2 separate regions of the Homo sapiens genome follow, and region 2 is linked to region 1. A link is a loop called in an ENCODE intact Hi-C map of the cell type or tissue named here. Cell type or tissue: left ventricle myocardium inferior. All regions are shown on one strand.

What was found. Peaks named below come from ENCODE experiments on the same cell type or tissue, not always from the same donor. Only the 100,000 strongest peaks of a DNase experiment are listed, where the experiment ranks them.
Region 2: it touches region 1 in a loop (3-fold over the local background); 68 of 110 quality-filtered maps call a loop at or near these places.

The regions. Positions count from the first base shown.
Region 1 is chr2:196,281,885-196,289,884 of GRCh38, forward strand. All of the region lies in intron 14 of HECW2 (HECT, C2 and WW domain containing E3 ubiquitin protein ligase 2), which reads right to left. It also overlaps the pseudogene RN7SL820P. Among named protein-coding and RNA genes, the nearest start is that of HECW2-AS1, 26 kb to the left of the region's middle. In left ventricle myocardium inferior, no CTCF peak of the experiment used is centred here; no DNase peak of the experiment used is centred here; H3K27ac peaks cover 3,057 bases.
Region 2 is chr2:196,081,857-196,089,856 of GRCh38, forward strand. No RefSeq gene overlaps it. Among named protein-coding and RNA genes, the nearest start is that of DNAH7, 17 kb to the left of the region's middle. RefSeq lists an enhancer at 5,414-5,493. In left ventricle myocardium inferior, no CTCF peak of the experiment used is centred here; no DNase peak of the experiment used is centred here.

The DNA.
Region 1 (8,000 bases):
CCTTGGGCAAATTAGTTAAAATTTTTAAACCTCAGTTTCTTTTCCTGTTAAATGGGGATCATAACTACATTAAAGGAAGGTTAACTGAGATAGTTCATATGAATTTTTGAGCATGCTGCCTGTGACACGTCAAATATGAGGTCCTATTATTTTCACAAATAATAGTTTTCTTTTCTGAAACAGTTTCCTAAGGATCACAGTGTTTCTTGCTAAAGCCCATACACAAGGCTCAAAAAAAGGAGGACCAGTGAAAACTGTGTTTGTTAACAGGCTCCTTGTAAGTATGTGTGGCCGAGACTAAGTTCTGACCAGTAAGATGTAAAACATAGTACTTCTGGGAAATCTGATAAGGGACAGATGATCCTTCGTTCTGTCCTTCACCCATCCTACCCTCTGAAACACAAATTTAATAGTGGAGCTCCAGTAGCCATACTGAACCATGGTGATTGTTGAGGAAAAGAGTCAAACTCTGTAAAATATTTGAAGAGATTTATTCTGAGCCAAGCATGAGTGGCCAATGGCTTGTGACACAGCCCTCAAGAGATCCTGAGAATGTCTACCCAAGGTGGACTTGGTTTTATACATTTTAGAGAGGGCTAAGACACCAAAAACACATGCAAGATATATGTTAGTTCAGTCTGGAAAGGCGAGACAACTGGAAGCAGGGGTGGGGGCGGTTCTAGGTCATAGGGAGATTCAAAGATTTTCTGTTTGGCAATTGGTTATTATCTAAAGATCTGGAATCAATAGAAAGGAATGTCTGGGTTATGATAACGATTGTGGAGACCAAGGTTTTATCATGCAGATGAAGCCTCCAGGTAGCAGGCTTCAGAGAGAATAGACTGTAAATATTTCTTATCAGACTCAAAGGCTCTGTTCTATCAGTCTTAAGGTCTCTGTGTTGGTGTTAATGCTGGTCAGCTGCAAGGCATATCCAACCCCCCACTTTCCATCATGGCCTGAACTAGCTTTTTTAGGTTAACTTTGGAATGTCCTTGGCTGAGAGGAGGGGTCCATTCAGACGGTTGAGGGGTTTAGAATTTTATTTTTGGTTTACAAAATGAAGGATGGCTGAGCAAAAAGTTGGAAGGAGCGGCTAGGTGTGGTGGCTCACACCTGTAATCCCAGCACTTTGGGAGGCCAAGGCAGGCGGATCATGAGGTCAGGAGAGGGAGACCGTCCTGGCTAACATGATGAAACCTCGTCTCTACTAAAAATATACAAAAAGTTAGCTGGGCGTGGTGGCAGGCACCTGTAGTCCCAGCTACTCGGGAGGCTGAGGTAGGAGAATGGCGTGAACCCGGGAGGCAGAGGTTGCAGTCAGCAGAGATCACACCACTGCACTCCAGCCTGGGTGACAGAGCAAGACTCCATCTCAAAAAAAAAAAAAAAAAAAAAAAGTTGGAAGGAGATGGGGGCTCTTGCAACATGATGAACTCCCTGGTCAACCCTAGACTGCCTACCTCTCAACTTCTTTATGTGAGAGAATACACTTTTTTTTTTTTTTTTGAGATGGAGTCTTGCTCTGTTGCCCAGGCTGGAGTGCAGTGGCACAATCTTGGCTCCCTGCAACCTCTGCCTCCCAGGTTCAAGTGACTCTCCTGCCTCCACCTCCCAAGTAGCTGGAATTACAGGCACGCACCACCACGCTACCACACCTAATTTTTTGTATTTTTAATAGAGACGGGGTTTCATCACGTTGGCCAGGCTGGTGTTGAACTCCTGACCTCAGGTGATCCACCTGCTTTGGCCTCTCAAAGTGTCGGAATTACAGGCGTAAGCCACCATGCCTGGTGAGAATACAGTCTTGTATGTTAAAACGTATATGGGTTTTCCACTACAATACAGTCAAATCAAATCCCACTGGAAACAGTGAAGTTTCCACACTGCAGAGGAAAGACAGTCTCTCTAAAAGTAAAATCAGAAACCACCATTATATGTAGGGATTTTCCCTATTTGGTGAATAATGATATATCTATCATTCACCTTTAATACAGCCAGAATACAATTCCCAATTTAAGTGAAATGTACAGTTGGAACTTACCAAGCTGGGATTTGAACCCATGTTTCTGTCTGACCCCAAAGCCCAATGAGCAATATCTTTTTCCCCACCTCTCTGCTTTTCATACATCATCTCCTTTTTTCCATTCTGCTTTCTGCCTACCATCTTTTCCTTTTTATGTTCTTCCCACTCCCCTCACACCTTATATCATACTTTATTTTAGGAAAACATTTCATTATGTATTGAATGAGGCTGACGGTAACAGCCACTCACAGTGCTTGGCCTCACCAGTTTCAACACTGCAAAGTTTCAAGTGGAAAGACTGCTACTGATCCCAGACAGCATGCTCTACATACTGCGTCCAATTCTCATCGCTAATCTGTTGGAAGGATGGCCATGGGTGGAGAATAGGTCCTATTTGTATCCCACAAGGGGCTCTATTTCAGAGTCAAATGGAATGTGTATATTGTTTACACATGTTTTTTACATCTGCCAAGTACTTAGGGGAAAAGTCTCAATTAAGACCTCCATCAAAGCCACACAGCTAGGGCACTGACTGAATATAGCACTTCTAAGGAGCAATCCCTTGGTGTGAGTTTTGGCTCTGCTCTGGGCCCACTGTGTGACCTTGGACAGGTTTCCTTAGTGCTTTGCTTTATTCACATAAAGGAAATTACTCAGGTCACAGCTGAATTGTGAAAAATAGATTCTACTTTAAAATGAAGAGAAGAGCATGCAAAGTCCAAGCATGCCATTTCTATTTGTGACACACATATCAATTATGTCAGGAAAATGGATCACTTTCCCACAGGAAATGCTACCTAGTTCAAGCCAGCAATGAAGCTGACCTAGTACATTTGGATCACTTTATGTCACAGTTTTTGAATAGCCTGCAATTATTTATGTAAGTATCTATCACATATTAATAAATGCTGTCTAGAGTAGAGTATGTCGAGAATGCAGGCATGAAAAAAGAAAAATATGGAAAAATAGATCCTTTTCACATTGGCTACTAGCAAAGCAAATTTTGAACAATATTGATTCCCTAATGCTAAGTTTCATTAAGGAAATTCACTCAAGCTTTACAGTGCTGGGCCAACTAACAACTCAAAAACTGAAAGGAATGCAAATACACAAACTCGAATCTCATTTTTAAAAACATCTACCCTTTCACTGCTTCAGGGCATAGTCAGAGTCAGGAAATATGGGCTAGTTGGAGCCAAGTGGTATTTTAGTGAAGCCAAACAAAATACATTTCTTTCTTTACACAATTCTTTCTTTTTTCTTTTTTTAAAAAAACTTCTATTATTTTAAGAAAAGAAAAAGCCATCACTATTTATGAAGAAATACCAACCTCAGGCTCAACAAATCTAAGTTAAAGAAGTTTGAAATCGTTTCCAGTTACTATTTTGCCACTAAGGAATACATATTAAAAGGCTATATAAACAAAATAAAACAAAAAGTGCTTGTAACTATGCTACAGAACGCTACAGAAAGACAGAACATCCGATCTTCCATTTTTCTTTCTGTAAAGAGTTATGTAAACAGTGAAAGGACAATAATTGATAAGCCAGAAGCACTATGTATTGTATCTGCTGTAAATTCTGGTGTCTTAGCCTACAAAGTCTTGGAAGTGCTCAAAAAAAGGCTCATTGTAATCTACTTTCATTTTTTAAAGATTGTATTTACTTACCCATTCTCTTCCTTCCAAATTATAACTCTCTTCTCAGCTCCTGGCTCCTTCCCCCAAGATTCCCCCAGTTATAAGGAATAAACATGCTATTATTTTCTTTATGTCTTAGACAGACTCTTTGTCACAAATAGTGGAGATGAAAAGGGCTGAATGATACAGTTTATCCTCAGTAAAAAAATCGTCATGCTAACTTGGTTCTTTTGAAGGAATCAGTAGTCCCAATTATTTCATGACATCTGTATCAGTCACAAAAAAGCTTATAGAAAAGTATTACGTTTAACTGCTATGACTGCAGCTCTAAAGGTGCTAGGAGAGGAAACAGGGATTTGTGGTACTTGGGCCAGAGTCCCAAAAACAGTCGGTTAGTAGATGTGGACAAGCACAATATAAGTACAACACTTTGATGTAAAATGTTAGCTAAGGGAGTGGTATTTTATATGTTGGGAGTGACAGTATTTAGGCGTTCAACCTGTAAGAGGGGAGCCAGTGTTATGTTGGAGATGGCTTGTACCAGCTTGTGAGAGCGGACTGTAATTTTAAGGAATTCTGTGAGCAGGTTGATGTGATGCTGACAGCATGTAATTGACCATGTTGGGAGAATTTACACCATCAAAACTGGCAAGTGCTACAAATCAGCCCTCCTCTCCACCTGCCACAGAGAGCTGATTGTTCAACATTTCCCAACTTACAGCTGTGGAAGAGTGGGAATAAAGTTATCCAAATTACCACATTTTAGGTGGAGTAGAAGTGCATTACCATGAAATGTTGAAATCATATATTCATATATATATATTTTAAGATGGAGGTCATATATATATATATTTAAATCCATGCAGGTCATAAAGACAACTGTTAAAAAAGAAAAGGCAAAGACCATCTCTGTACTTAGGCAATTCCTTCAAGATTCCATGAGTCTACTGTTTTACTCAGAAATTTATTCATAAAACCGATCTCTGCTCTATTTTCTCATTCAAAAAGGTACACAACCCCTAGACAGTTTATTTTTGCCATCTGCCTTCTATGTACACTTACGCATTAATTCTTTCTAACATATTTTTACCTTTTAAAATAGACAAGAAGTCCTTAAAAACCATGTGCTATCTATCATTTTATAGTTTAATTCCATCAACAGCTAGATTGCTGCATAACTTAAGGTAATTAAACCAGATACCCACCACAAGAGGTATCAGTTGTTTCTAAGCAATTAAAAATGTGTCACAAAAGTAACAAATGTGGTGGTCAAGTAGACAACATATTTTTCAAAATGTAGCACTTATCTTGCTAAGAGACTTTTGAAATTATAATAAGTTGTGGCCTCCAAATATTAAGTTGCACTTTACTCACTGAGATAAATAGGACTTGACCCAGTAAATAGTTGCCATCAGTTTCATGCAAGATTGAAACCAGGGTCTGGGTCATTACTGAAACAACTGTAGCCACACAGGCTATTAGGGTCTGGTAAAATGAGAATTCTCAAATAGGCTCAGCCTGTGGTACTTTCTACCCTACAAATATTTGTTCTGTTCTAAAATCTGTCCTCATAACCATAACTGCTATTTGCTGTGGTTCTCAAAGATGAGTATTTGGACCATTCTGATACTTAAACTCCCAATCTGACACCCAAAGTCAAAACCTCTAGAGTTACAAAGCTTGGACATAGCAATGGAAGCCAATTTAGCTGGGAGATATTGTAACACATGATTTCTGTAAGGAAAAACACAACAAACTATGGGAAAGATATTTCACTTTAAATAAGAAGATGGTTCCCATTGTATATTTTTATTTTTTAAAATCTCATGACATTTATGATATGTCACTTATAAAGTTCAAAGTTTCTTCGCATCTTGATTTAGGCCCAAAGAGAATAATCTGGGGGAAAAAACCCTGGGTTAATATTGTTTGAGAGTCTAAAGCAAAGAGGCAGGGGGAAATAGTCCGTATTTAACATCTTAAAGGAAATTTTAAAAAAAGAGACTTTTTTTTCTAAAAATTAAATCAAATAATCCCATTATGTAAACTTGAGAAATAACAACTTTCACGGTTTTGTTTTCTCATTATCCAAGTCATCTTGTAGCATTCTCTCAGTTTGACTCTCTGCAGTACAGCATCCACTGATTTCATGTAATTCATATGTGTCTCTTGAAATTCACTCATTATTTCTTCACAGGAACCAGAAATACCCACCTGGTGCTTTCCTGTCTCTGTGCCTTTCCTTTGGGTGTTTTCCCCACCCCATTCCTATTTTCTCTCTCCTCCAAAATCTCTTTTAACCAAACTTCAACCCATCATTTAAGGCTCACCTCAAACACTGCTGTTACTATGAAAACTTTCCAGGTATCTCATGCCATAAATAAGTCATTCTACAGTGGACCCTTGCATAGCACATACCAGTGCTAAGGCACACATCCTTTTTTTTTTTTATCTTTTTTTTTTATTATACTTTAAGTTTTAGGGTACATGTGCACAACGTGCAGGTTTGTTACATATGTGTACAGGCACGCATTCTTTTATAATTCAAAGAAGAGGCATTTAGGGTAAAAGAGCAATGTCTAGGAAAGGGATGGTTAGTGGCTTTACCCAGGAAGTACATGATTTTGTGCCAATGTGTCGATCTGATTTCAGTTCCAGTTCTAAATTACTTGGCTTTCAAGGATGTTTCTAAAACCCTAGTTTCATGATCATGGCTGACGGAGAATACAACCACCAGAGCAGAATTCCACTGATACAGCAAGAGAACAAATCCACTCAGACACCACAGTATCAGAGCATGCATCATACAGAAACAGAGAACATTCCATGTCATTATACAGGTGTAAGGCAGGAGCAAACAGCCCAGGTCAGACTACCCTGCAGTGATCAAGAACAACATGGACAGCAAAGAACTGTAACACCAAAAAGAAACCCTGCTGTGAAAATGCCATTCTCTCAGACCACCATGGTTAAGGGAGACCAGCCGTTCCTTAAGAGGAGGAATAGGATGCTGACATGAATCCTACAGTATATCCCTTATAAGTCATCATGCATTTCCTATAAGAGTAAAGATTCATCAATTAACAAATCTGTATTATTTTCATGAAATGCCAAACTGATGAGATTTTTTGGTTACTATTCTATATAGATCCCTACTTCTACCTCTAAATTTCAGTAAATTATGAATGATAATAATACCTACCTTATAAATTATCAGGAGGCTCCCACAGCATCCTGCCAAGCCCTTGCTATCTTCATGATAATTGCTGAAGATATCCCTTCACCCTCCTTACTGGTGAGAGGCAGGAGAAGAGCACAGACTCTGGAGCTGGACTGCCTGGGTGCAAATCCAATTCCACCACTTACGAATTGTGGGACCTTGGTCAATTCACGTAATCATGCTGTGCCTCAGTTTCCTCTTCTATATAATGTGGATAAAAATAGCACCCATCTCCAGGCTGCTGTGAGCACTAAATGAACTAGTGTCTGGCCCAGGGGCAATGCTACATACTCCAGAATACTACACTAAGTGGTAAATTTTTATCATTGTTAGCACAATGGTACACACCTCAGAAGTGTTGCTGAATGACTAAATAAGTGAAAACACGAAAGGAAGATGTTACACTAGAGAAGAGGAGATGGAGGCAAATTTTAGCCTGAGAACATTTCTGTTAAGAACCATTTCCTTTCATGCAGATGAGGATATGGACATCCTGTTTCATATCAACTCTAGAAATCAGTCATCACTGTGGGAAAATAACTTCATAATAGTTAATAGCTTTGATGTTGCATTACACGAAAAATGTTTTCTCCCTTCAAATGTTCTAGAAGCACAGCAACTCATTTTTAAAAGGGTCAAGGCAGGCAGGGTGGCACGTGCCTATAGTTCCAGCTACTTGGGAGGCTGAAGTGGGAGGACTGCTTGAGCCCAGGAGTTCTGGACTACAGTGTGCTATGCCAATCAGGTGTCCACACTAAGTTCCCCAACAATATGGTGAACTCCGAGGAGTTGGAGATCACCAGGTTGCCTAAGGTAGGAGGAACCAGCCCAGGTTAGAAATGGCACAGGTTGAAACTCCCATGCTGATCAGTAGTGGGATCATATCTGTGAACAGCCACTGTACTCCAGCCTGGGCAACATAGCAAGATCCTGTCTCTTAAAATAAATATTATTAAATTCAATTAAAAGGGGCTAAAATTCCAGGGTTGACAGAAAACCTATTAGCTGCCTATTCATAAGACAGGAGACAGGACTCCTAACATGCAGCCCAAAGCAGAGTAGCCAAACAGAGACCGAGCACCAGCCTCCCTGAATGCTCCTTTAAGTTATTTTAA
Region 2 (8,000 bases), 200 kb before region 1:
TAATTCTACATCATTTTCTCCTTCCTTTCAAATCCCAAATCCTCAAATGAGTGGTCATTACCCACTTAGAATCTATTTCCCCACCATTTGATCTCTTTGGAAACCCTCTATAATCCAGCTTCTATTTCCACAGTCCGTTGAAATACACTTAATATTATTAATGTCCTTGACCCCCTTCTAATTTTTCTTAACTACTATTCAGAAGCTGATGTTGTCACCTCCTTCTTAAAATTACTCCTTTCTGGTCATTACTGTCTAGCCTCATTCCCCTAGTTCTCTCACACTTCCTTTTCTGGCTCTTCTTCCATTGCTGTTCCTCCTTTTCCAGATATCCCTTAAAGGCCTGGGGGAACTCTCTCCCTTCAGTTCTCAGCCAAGTGCTCATCTACTCTCAAAGTTTCATTTCTCACCTTGATGCTTATGGCTCCTGAGTTTGTGTTCCCTGCTGTGTTCTCTCTCACTTGGATGCCTTTCTTTTGTGTCCAATTACCTCCATGACTTTTCCCTCTAATTACTGTCCAAAACTACAGGTCTAAGACTGCTCTTTCCTCCCCACTTTTTTAATTTCACCTTCAGCCTCACCAGTATTCTAAGTTCAATATCTTGGGTTCATCTTGGTTTTTCTCTCTGTTCTTCAAATTCTACTCCAGTCATGATATGGTTTGGCTCTGTGTCCCCACCCAAATCTCATCTTGAATTGTACTCCCATAATTTTCACGTATTCTGGGAGGGAGCTGGTGGGAGATGATTTGAGTCATGGGAGCAGTTTCCCCATACTGTTCTCATGGTAGTGAATAAGTCTCACAAGATCTGATGGGTTTATCAGGGATTTCTACTTTTGCATCTTCCTCATTTTCCTCCTGCCGCCACCATGTAAGAAGTGTCTTTAGCCTCCCACCATGATTCTGAGGCCTCCCCAGCCATGTGGAACAGTAAGTCTAATTAAACCCCTTTTTCTTCCCAGTCCCGGGTATGTCTTTAATCCACAGTGTGAAAACAGACTAATACAGTAAACTGGTACCTAGAGTGAGTTGTTGCCAAAAAGATACCCGAAATGTGGAAGCAACTTTGGAGCTGGGTAACAGGCAGAGGCTGGAACAGTTTGGAGGGCTCAGAAAGACAGGAAAATTGGTAAAGTTTGGAACCTCCTAGAGATTTGTTGAATGACTATTACAAAAATGCTGATAGTGATATGAACAATAAGGTCCAGGCTGAGTTGGTCTCAGATGGAGTTGAAGAAGTTTTGGGAACTGGAGCAAAGGTGATCCTTGTTATGTTTTAGCAAAGAGACTCGTGGCATTTTGCCCTGCCCTACAGATTTGTGGAATTTTGAACTTGAAAGAGATGATTTAGGGTATTGGGCAAAGAAATTTCTAAACAGCAAAGCATTCAAAAGGTGACTTGGGTGCTGTTAAAAACATTCCATTTTAAAATGGAAACGGAGCATAAAAGTTCAGAAAATTTGCAGCCTGATGATACAGTAGAAAAGAAAAATGCATTTTTTGAAAAGAAATTCAAGCAGACTGCAGAAATTTGTGTAAGTAACAAGGAGTCAAATGTTAATCCCCAAGACAAGGGAGAAATTGTCTCCAGGACATGTCATAAGTCTCCATGGCAGCCCCTCCCACCACAGACCCAGAAGTCTAAGAGGAAAAAATGGTTTTGGGCTGGGCCCAGGGTCCCCATGCTGTCTGCAGCCTAGAAACTTGGTTCCCTGTGTTCCAGCTGCTCCAGCTGTTGCTAAAAGGGGCCAAGGTACAGCTCGGCCTATGGTTTCAGACAGTGCAAGCCCCAAACCTTGGCAGCTTCCACATGGTGTTGAGCCTGCGGGTGTACAGAAGTCAAAAATTGAGGCTTGGGAACCTCCACCCAGATTTCAGATGACTGGAAACGTCTGGATGCCCAGATAGAAGTTTGCTGCAGGGGTGGAGCCCTCAGGGGAACCTCTGCTAGGGCAGCATGGAAGGGAAATGTGGGATCAGAGCCCCCCCACACACAGAGTTCCTACTGGGGCACCACCTAGTGGAGCTATGAGAAGAGGGCCACCATCCTCCAGACCCCAGAATGGTAGGTCCACCAACAACGTGCACTGTATGCCTGGAAAAGCTGCAGACACTCAACATCAGCCCGTGAAAGCAGCCAGGAGTGGGGCTTTACCCTGCAAAGCCACAGAGGTGGACTGCTCAAGACTATGAGAACCCACCTCTTGCATCAGTGTGACCTGGATGTGAGACCTGGAGTTAAAGGAGATCATTTTGGAGCTTTAAAATTTTACTGCCCTGCTGGATTTTGGACCTGCATGGGCCCTGTAACCCCTTTGTTTTGTTCAATTTCTCCCATTTAGAATGCCTGTATTTACCCAATACCTGTACCCCCATTTATCTAGGAAGTATCTTGCTTTTGATTTTACAGGCTCATAGGCAGAAGGGACGTGCCTTGTCTCAGATGAGACTTTGGACTGTGGACTTTTGGGTTAATGCCAAAATGAGTTAAGACTTTGGGGGACTGTTGGGAAGGCATGATTGGTTTTGAAATGTGAGAACATGAGATTTGAGGGGGCAGTGACAGAATGATATGGTTTGGCTCTGTGTCCCCACCCAAATCTCATCTTGAATTCCACTCCCATAATTCCCATGTATTGTGGGAGGGACCTGGTGGGAGATAATTTGAATCATGGCGGTGGTTTCTCCCATAATGTTCCTGTGGTAGTAAATAAGTCTCACGAGATCTGATGGTTTTATCAGGGGTTTCTGCTTTTGCATCTTCCTCATTTTTCTCTTTCTGCTGCCATTTAAGAAGTCCTTTTCACCTCCTGCCATGATTCTGAAGCCTCCCGAACCATGCGGAACTGCAAGTCCTATTAAACTCTTTTACTTCACAGTCCTGAATATGTCTTTATCAGCAACATGAAAAAACAGACTAATACAAGTCATTAGTTCCTGATACTACTTTTTCATAGAAATGTCTTACAGATCATCCTTTCTTTCTAGTCCTATGTCACTTTTTAAATGTAGGCTCTGGACGCCTAGATAATTGTATGGGTCTTTGTCTCTTTTTTTTTTGTCCCCAGTCTATCCAATATACAGATTTAAATGCAGAAAACGTTAATATAATACAGAATGACTCCATCTCGGGTTTGCTGTGATCAAACCCCGTCTCGGAAGACTATCCATCAAGTCCTTCCTTGTCACCAACCAAGCTTTATCTCCCACAAACCTCTTCTATATGCACTCTCTGTATTACTTATCATAGAATCACTCCTCAGATTTTGATCCTCCACATTTTGACTGAATTTATTTTATTTATTTTATTTTTTTTTCGAGACAGAGTCTCACTCTGTTACACAGGCTGGAATGCAGTAGCATGATCTTGGCTCACTGCAACCTCCACTTCCCGGGTTCAAGTGATTCTCCTGCCTCAGCATCCCTAGTAGCTGGGACTAGAGGCACCTGCCATGACACCAAGCTAATTTTTGTATTTTTAGTAGAGATGGGTTTCACCATGTTGGCCAGGCTGGTCTTGAACTCCTGACCTTAAGGGATCTGCCCACCTCGGCCTCCCAAAGTGCTGGGATTATAGGCATGAACCACCACACCCAGGCGGCTGAGTTTACTTTTACTTTTCCTCTGTATTTTTCTTTGTCTAATTTTATCACAACCCAACTTAAAGGCACTCCGTCTATTAAGCTTTTACTCAAACATCCAACAAAGATCTATTCTTTTTTAACAAGAATTCACACAGTATAACCCTCTAATGTAATGTATTAACCATTACAGTTTGCATGGATGCTACTCTCCTTTTCCTTTTATTGTTTTCTTTTTCCATTTTTACTTATTCTTTAAGTTCTAGTTCAAAGATCATCTTCTGTACAAGGTCTTCTCTCATCATCCCAGGCACTAGAGACCCCCAAATGTGCCTGGCATAGTTTTAGACATGTAATTGAAAAGATGTAAAAATCTTCCAATTGTTCTATTTTTTTTTTTAAGAATGACCTCAATGAAACTAATTGCCTTCTCAGACCCAAAGGGTACATACATAAATTAATAGGGAAAGATAATATTTTTCTAGGTTAAGCCATTGGTATTATTATTAGAAGCAATAAATAGAAATGAACTCCCAGAGCTATTCTGTTTTCAGTGGAATTAAGCAATAGCTTATCTCTATAGCCTGAGATACTATCACTATCATCTATGTAATAATCATTAATTTTGTGTTTATAACCATTTTTCTAATTACAAAAATAATGAATTGATACTGTAACAATGGATATAGTTCAATATACATTTGTCAAAACCATAGAATGTACAACACAAAGTGTAAACCTTAATGTAAGCTACAGACTTTAGTTAATAATGTATCAATATTTGCTCATTACTGTAACAACTATATGACACTAATACTAGTATTATTGATAATGGAATCTGGGGTGGGGGAAGTGAAGGGGAATATGGGAACTCTCTGTACTTTCCACTTAATTTTTCTGTAAACCTAAAACTGTTCAAAAGATAAAATATATTAAAAATAATAACATGTTTATAAAATTTGGGTGATCATGATATGCCAGTATAGGTTGATCAGTTGTAACAAACATGCAACTCTGTGGGCAGTGTTGATAATTGGGAGCCATGCCTGCGGGTGGGAGGAGGTGGTGGTGCATATGGAAGTCTGTGTACCCATCTGCTCAATTTTGCTGTAAAGCTAAAACTCCTCTTAAAATAATAAAGTCTAACAAACATTTTTAAGCAATGTACAAACCTAAAAAAATGTTTATTGTAGAAAATGCATAATGGTATACAAAAAAGCAAAAAGAAGAAAGTAAAAATTACCTTTAAGCCTACTTTCTCTATTACTGGATGATACCACATCCATTACTAATGTGTGACTTGTTATTTCTATATAATAATATCGTAACTATTTTCTCTGTCATTAAATGCTATCTTCCAACGAAATATTTAATAATCATATGCTTTAAACTTCTTTATCTTGATGTAAATAAAATTTCTAAGCTTTCCTTTGACTTGAACTTCTGCAGCCTGAATAAACTCATTTTGTTTTCGTTTTCCTTTTCCCCCAAGACAGGCTTCTCACTCTGCCGCTCAGGCTGCAGTGCAGTGGTGTGATCATAGCTCATTGCAACCTCGACTTCCTGGGCTCAAGTGATTCTCCGACCTCCACCTCCTGAGTAGCTGGGATCACAGGCATGTGCCACCATGCCCAGCTAATATTTTTATTTTTTGTAGAGATGAGGTCTCCCTGTATTGCCCGGGCTGGTCTCTAACTCCTGACCTTAAGCAATTCTCCTGCCTTAGTCTCCCAAAATGCTGAGATTACAGGTGTGAGCCACCATGGCAGGCCTAAACTCATTTCTTTTACTACTTTTGAAACCAACATCATTTTTTTCTTGGTACTTACTTCTGAGATCTTAATATTGCTTTCTCAGGATGCTTTAGAACAAGTAATGTACAATATCTTCTGACTTTCTATATCATAGTTTCTTCACACAGTTCTTCACATAGTTCTTCACACAGAATTCTTTTTCTTGTACTAGGGTTTCTCTTCTGAACACATTAGATTATTAGCCACGAATAGTTTTTTTGTTGTTGTTGTTTTGTTTGTTTGTTTGTTTTTGAGACGGAGTCTCACTTTGTTGCCCAGGCTGGAGTGCAATGGCACGATCTCGGCTCACTGCAACCTCCACTTCCTGGGTTCAAGCAATTCTCCTGCCTCAGCCTCCCGAGTAGCTGGGACTACAGTCGCATGCCACCACACCTGGCTAATTTTTGTATTTTTAGTAGAGACAAGGTTTCACCATATTGGTCAGGTGGTCTCGAACTCCTGACCTCAGGTGATCCCCCTGCCTCGGCCTCCCAAAGTGTTGGGATTGCAGGTGTGAGCCACTGCACCCAGCCAGGTGGTAAGTTCTTTTTTTTTTCTCCACAAACGGTTTTAAAATTTAAAGCAGCATGCATTCTGTTATATAGCACATTGATGATTAATAAGAACATATATCAAAGTATTCCCACAACTCTAAGATATTTTTCCACCTGATGCATAATTTCCATAACATATGATATGTTCCTGGCTTTACTACTTGGATTTATTTAAGCCAGATTCCTGGGGTTGGAGGCTGGCTAGAAATAGCACTATACAGATTCTGTCTGTAAGAACATCATACAGCATACCTGAAGAGATACACATGGATTGAAGTGGTCCAAGTGATGGGCCAAAAGTATCCATTAGTTCTGGCTTGTATTGTTACTGAGAAGTGTCAATCTAAAAGGAAAAAACTGAGGACAAATTAATAAAGAGTTTATTTAAGCCAAGTTTGAGCACTGCAACCCAGGAGCCTAGGGATTCAAGTTGCTCAAATATATGCTCTGGTTAGCAGCAGTTACAGCAATTACAAGTGGTTATATATATATATATATTTTTTAGAGACAAGGTCTGGCTCTGTGCCCAGACTGAAGTACAGTGGTGCAATCATAGCTCACTGCAGCCTTGACCTCATGGGCTCAAGTGATCCCTGTGCCTCAGCCTCCTGAGTAGTTAGGACAACAGGCACAAACATGCCACCATGCCCAGTCGGGAAAAAAATACCTTTAAACAGTCATGCCTGCACATGGATGCAGGAAGGGATTGAGGTGTGTGGCTGAAGTCCCATACTCCTGTCTCTCTGGGCCTGACGAATTGTGCACACCTCACAGAGCTCAGACTGCTCTGAGCTGTATTTCTTTTCTCAGAAGTCAGCAATTATTCTTGATATTGTTTACCTCTACGTAATGTGCCTTTTTTCTGGTTGCTTTTAATATTTTCTCTTTATCATCGACTTTTAGCAGTTTGATTATAAGATGATGCAGTTTTGTGTTCATCTTGCTTCATATTCATCAATTTTATTACATTATATTTTTCATTCAATTTGGAAAATATTGGACCAATATTTCTTTAAATGTTTCTCTGCTCCAATCTGTTCCTTCTCCTTCCTCCTGATTATCTATCTATCATATATATATATATATATATATATATATATATATAGAGAGAGAGAGAGAGAGAGAGAGAGAGAGAGAGAGAGACTTCATATGTTTCATGGGTCGCTGAGGCTTCATTCACTTTTTTTTCAATCTTTCCCTTCTCTGCTTCAGTTTTCCATAGTTCTTGTGGCCTGTCTTCAAGTTTTTGCTTCAGTAATGGTAAACCTATCTTGTGATATTTTCATTTTATATGCCATATTTTTCAGTATTATAATTTCTATTTGCTTCTTTTTTTAAAGATTTCATTTCTCTGTTGAAATACTCTGTTTTCTCAATATGTTCATGTTTTTCTTTAAATATTTGAATATCTTGAGGTTCCAAGATGGCCGAATAGGAACAGCTCCAGTCTGCAGCTCCCAGCATGAGCGACACAGAAGACAAGTGATTTCTGCATTTCCAACTGAGGTACTGGGTTCATCTCACTGGGGCTTGTCAGACAGTGGGTGCAGCCCACGGAGCAGGGCGGGACATCGCCTCACCTGAGAAGCACAAGGGGTTAGGGAATTCCCTTTCCTAGCAAAGGGAAGCCGTGACAGATGGTACCTGGAAAATTGGGACACTCTCACCCGAATACTGCACTTTTCCAATGGCCTTAGCACACCAGGAGATTATATCCCGTGCATGGCTTGGAGGGTCCCACACCCACAGAGCCTCACTCATTGCTAGCACAGCAGTCTGAGATAAAACTGCAAGGCAGCAGCAAGGCTGGGGGAGGGGTGTCCACCATTGCTGAGGCTTGAGTAGGTAAACAAAAGCTGCCAGGAAGCTCGAACTGGGTGGAGCCCACCACAGCTCAAGGAGACCTGCCTGCCTCTGTGGACTCCACCTCTGGGGGCAGGGCATAGCTGAACAAAAGGCAGCAGAAACTTCTGCAGACTTAAACGTCCCTGTCTGATACCTTTGAAGAGAGTAGTGGTTCTCCCAGCATGGAGTCTGAGATCTGAGAACGGACAGACTGCCTCCTCAAGT